Regions from separate parts of the Mus musculus genome. Here region 1 is linked to region 2. Evidence: chromatin loops called from intact Hi-C (ENCODE). Cell type or tissue: left cerebral cortex. All regions are shown on one strand.

Region 1 (2,500 bases), 75 kb after region 2:
TTTTTTTTTTTTTTTTGCATGTAAGTCATATTTACTTAACAAAAACAAGTTGTAAGAGAGAAACTTTGGGTCTTTTAAGCAGACTATAACTTTTTTGTTAAATCAGCCATTAGCTGTCTCATCATGTTTTCCTGGGAAAACTGTTTCTAAGTGTAATGGATGGAGCCATTCAGGGAATCCCTGGGTTCCTGCCTAAGCCTCTTGAGTCAAAATCCTTAGGTGAGACCCAGGATTCTCCATATCCAACCTGTTTCTCAGGGGACTGATAAACTCAGCATCAGTGGAAGAGTAAGGTGACTAGAGTCAGCTGATCCTCGAGTGGCAGTTTGTTGTGGGGCTCCTGTGACTTTAAACAGTGAAAACCTTTCAGAAGAAGTTTGGCCTTAGGTCTGCCATAGCCAGCGTGCACAGGATCTGGGGCTCAGTAGCATGCCTTGGTGACATCTATTTTTCTAACTATAAGTCTTTGACCTCCTTTCCAGACTTTTGGTATCAAGATTAAAGCCTACTCTTGAAGGAATGACTCTAAGAAATCCAAGCTCTCAAAGAAGTTTGACCTCAAAAGGACATTTGTGGGACAAGGTAAAAGAGAGGGCTAAATGCTCAACAGAGACATGTGTGGGTGTTCAGAGGATACCGAGACTGACAAATGCCTTCACAGGAAAATATCCAAAGATTCCTTAAGTGTGCTAGTAAAATCAGCTCATGGGGTCTGTGATACAGAGGCCAGAGAACACAATGCATGGGAAGGCAATGGCTACTACTCTAACATAAATAAAGGTGCCCTTCTACCTCAGGGACATTGTCTTTCACGGAGAACTACTACTATACACACAGACACACTATATGGATCATGAAGAAATTGAGGGAAAAAGAGTAGAAAGATTATTGGCTTTGGAGTTCAATACCTGGGCTGGAAGTCTAGTATGGCCCTGTGACTATGGACAAGTCAGACTCCTGTGGCCCTAGGGGTCTTGCCTTTGAACCAGACAAACCACATCCTCACTGAACTTCCATGCAGCCTTGATAAAGTAATGAATATGAAACAGCATGCTAAACTTGTGAGAGCATTTTACAAATATTTAACTAGAAATATTCTGTACTATGTACATATTTAAATGGTTGTTATATCTATCTATAAGACAGAATGCTGAAGAAAAACTCCAGGCTGGGAAAAAACTCAAATATGCTAATTATCTTACATAAACCTATCATATTATTCATTGTGGAGTTTAAATATCGGCTGTGCTTTTGTGCTATGAAAAAGATGCATCTTTAAATTTAAAAAAATGAACAATCTATGTTTAACATCATCTTCTGATGCTATTCTTATCTTCTAGTTTGAAGGATGTGAAAAGGTGTATCGAATTCTTCACTTTATTTTTTGAAACACTTGCCTCACATAAATTTCTTCATGCCTGCTTTACTTTCATGATTTACTAGCTGAAATTAAAGAACAGGGGCAAAGAGGGAGACACAAGGGAGAAGTCCTTAAGCAATCCAAGATGTTGAATCTAAAAGCTAATAATACACCAAGGGCAAAGACGAGGGCGCCTGGCCTGGGAAGCCCACTCTTGGTCTGGCTTCACGTCACAACTGTTAGCCAGCCCTTTAATTTTTGAAGAGAAGACTTGTTTTTAAAAAGGAAAGAAGAAAAGGAGCAAAGATAGTTCTTTCTACAGAGAATTAAAAGCAGACGGAGGCCAATAAAGTACCAACAAAACTTTAGCCGACATAGCTTCAGTATACTAACCATTGGCTTTTCCTGGCAGGATTTAGGGAGGAGGTTCAGGATGCAGCCATGAGCAGCATGGATGAAGAAGATGTGGGAATCTTTAAAATTAGAGATGCTCTCATGTCTTCCTCTGAAACAGTTTGCAGTGGCCAGGATAAAATCCTAGTGAATCCTAAGTTTTCTCCTCAGTCTTAGGAAACCCTGGTGGTAGAAGACATGTCCTATGCCTTCTCTTGGGCCTTATGCTGACACATACACATCGTCAGATGGAGGAAAGCCTGTGACATGCATGCAGAAAGATGCCTGGTTTAGAATCTATATATTATATATTTCAATTTCTTGTAAACTTGAGCATGAAGAGAAATTAATGAGAATCTTACATTTTAACCTAGAAGGGGGAGGGGAAGAACACTGTGAAGCCAAGTACAGCCAAGGCTGAATTTGTAGCAGTAGACAAATGTTAAGGACAAAATTGGGGTTCACAAGTGTACAAATACTCTGGGTTTAGAATATAAGATCTGGAAGACTCCATATGAAAAAGGAGAGAACTGTGGAAGCTAGAAAATAGAGCAGAGGCTGGCAAGATGGTCCAGTGGGCAAAACATGCAAGCTCAGAGTCCTGAGTTCAGATACCCAGAACCCACGTAAAAGCTGGGTGGTTGTGGTGCCCGCTGCTAATCCCAGGCATAGCAGTTGAGGGAGGGGGCAGAGATGGACTCCACAGAGCAAGCTGGCCAGCCAGACTAGCCAAACGGGTGAGCCTGG
Region 2 (2,500 bases):
TGGGGGTGGGGGTGGGGGTGGGCACACCAGCAACGCTCAGCCAGCATTGGCCTGACCCTGAGGCCTGGTACACCCTGAACCCTTGCGAATGAAGAATACTTTGGTCAGGGTGGAAACCCTCTTTGTTCTGAGGCCGTGACAGGGATTTACCTTGTATGCCGTAGTCAGAAGCATACAACTTAAATCCAAGTGAGACAGCAAGACCCACAACCTCCCCTCACTCTCCTAAGAATGTCCCGAGAGGGGGAAAATTATTAGAAAGAACTGATCTTGAGTCTGACACTACATCTTAAAGTTGGGGTGTGATCTGGAGATTTCAGCTAAAAAGTCACTGTAATAATAATAATAATAAAACAATGACAAATACACTAATAATAACATTAAAAGATACTGGTTATAAAGTAAAAATAGAGTATGCATACACAGGCAAAAATACTTCTGTATTAAAGGGGTGGGGGAATGAATGAACAATAAAAGTGTTTCTAGTCACTGTAGTACCTACCTTGCAGAGAGGCCTGGAGATCTTTCATATTTTGGTCTAAAAGCTGTGACGGAAGGAATCCGGAGCCTATCTGGGGCTTGGGGTCTGGCTCTCCTTGGGCCCCCATGGGTGCTGGCTCCTTTAGCTGGTCATCTCCAAACACTGCAGCCCACTCTCTGCTGAACTCTCCCTCATCCAGGCAGGAAGTGCTGAAGATCTCATTCAACAGCAAGAGGTCATCCTTGTCCCCACTTTCAGGTTCTGGGGTCCCTGCCGTGGGACCCAGGCACGCTGGTGGAGGGAACAGAGCACAGAGCACATGACTTCGAGGGCTCGGAGCTGGGAGCTGTCTCGAGGCTGATGGGGACCAACTGAATGATGGCTAGACTTAAGAAATGGTAAAGGCACATGCCTTTAATCCCAGCACTCGGGAGGCAGAGGCAGGCGGATTTCTGAGTTTGAGGCCAGCCTGGTCTACAAAGTGAGTTCCAGGACAGCCAGGGCTACACAGAGAAACCCTGTCTTGAAAAAACGAAAAAAACAAAAAACAAAAAACAAAAAAAAAAAAGAAAAGAAAAAGAAATGGTAACTAGAATAGAAATTTGTCCCATGACACCCTTTATTAACAGGTTTCAGAAATACATTTTCAACTCTATGTTCCCTTGTCCCCTTCCTTCCAAAGCAAATATAGCTTTTGAGCATTACTAGAATTGCACTGAAATATTTTCCACAAAGTCTAGGGTTTGGGTTTTTCCTTAACATAAAAGCAGATCTGACAAAAATGCTCCCAGGTCTGAAACAAAGCCAGGATTGGAAGCTGCTGGAGATCTTAGTTTCTCGTCTGTAAGCCGTCCCGAAGCTTCCCACACAAGCCCTCAATCCACACTGCCTGGGCTGGAGCAGCAAGCACTCCATGTGGCAGCCTGTCTCGCCACCCAAGCTGGGGAGAAACCTCACCACGCCCTGGCCCGAGGAGCATGTCAGGAGGCGCATCGATGCCCGCCCACCCGAGATGAATGTTTGTAGTAACATCTGCAAGAAGCAAAGGAAAGGTGGATCTGGCTTGCCTCTGAGTAGCAGCCAGAGAAGTGACAGGGAAGGAGCTGGTAAGCCAAGGTCTGATGCAGAGGGCCCCTTTGTGGGCCTCAGACATTAGTACTGGAAGGTGGTAATGAGCCCTAGTCCAGAGGGGCGTTCAGGCCCAACCTACCTTCAGCAGACTGTGGCCCTCTGATGCTCAAATAGGTCATCCTTGAGGCCGTGTAGTAAGAGGGAGGGCCAGCTGACTTTAAAATGAGCAACCGGACACTGAATACTACTTATAAGGAGAATCGGGACATGGCGCTCATAAATCCTATGCAAAGCTCTTTCATTGAGTTTTCCTGCCTATTTTAAGAACAAAGAGTGGAGGGAAGTATTCCATGTTGCTTTTGTTTGTGGAATTTAATTGCCACGTGCAAACTACAAACATTATTATAAGCCAGGAAACATGGAAAACATCATGGTTCCCATGTTTTTCTGAGCAACACTAAAATTCTGAAGAGCATGATGAACAAGGCTATCAGGATTTCCTCAAATATATTCATATATCTGATGATTAGTAGTTAAGGTTGTTGCTGCTTAAGTAAAACCTCTCTGGGTTCTTTTGCTGAGTCTATTTATACCAACATGTTACATAAAAATCTAGAGAATAAGGGTTTTTCATTTGTTTGTTTGTTTTTTAACTCAACAAACTGGCTATAAATCAGGGAGGGGGAAATCTAGTAGCTTCCATCACTGTAGTTTTAAAATAGTAGCAAAACATCACTTCAATCAGACAACTGTCTAATTTAAGCAATTTTTATTGTTTATGTTATCAAAGGCATTTTCAGTCAGACATAGCCTGTAGGCGTGCTAGGTGAAAAAAACTTGTTTCTGTGAACAGGCTTCCCTGCAGGCTGCAGGGCCCCAGACTGGGTGGGTAGGTAAGGAAGGCAGATGGTGTAGTGCAGGCTGCTTGCCTGCCTGCGGTCATCCAGG

The links. Hi-C counts contacts between places; a loop is a spot of excess contacts. Peaks named below come from ENCODE experiments on the same cell type or tissue, not always from the same donor. Only the 100,000 strongest peaks of a DNase experiment are listed, where the experiment ranks them.
Region 1: it touches region 2 in a loop (4-fold over the local background); 6 of 42 quality-filtered maps call a loop at or near these places.

The regions. Positions count from the first base shown.
Region 1 is chr6:8,718,711-8,721,210 of GRCm38, forward strand. All of the region lies in intron 6 of Ica1 (islet cell autoantigen 1), which reads right to left. Among named protein-coding and RNA genes, the nearest start is that of Ica1, 59 kb to the right of the region's middle. In left cerebral cortex, no CTCF peak of the experiment used is centred here; DNase peaks (open chromatin) are centred at 1,173, 1,496 and 1,816; H3K27ac peaks cover 1,935 bases.
Region 2 is chr6:8,643,471-8,645,970 of GRCm38, forward strand. It overlaps Ica1 (islet cell autoantigen 1), which reads right to left. Exons shown (of 14, transcript NM_010492.3): 13 at 503-772. Among named protein-coding and RNA genes, the nearest start is that of Gm35621, 21 kb to the left of the region's middle. In left cerebral cortex, no CTCF peak of the experiment used is centred here; DNase peaks (open chromatin) are centred at 1,351 and 2,410; H3K27ac peaks cover 1,864 bases.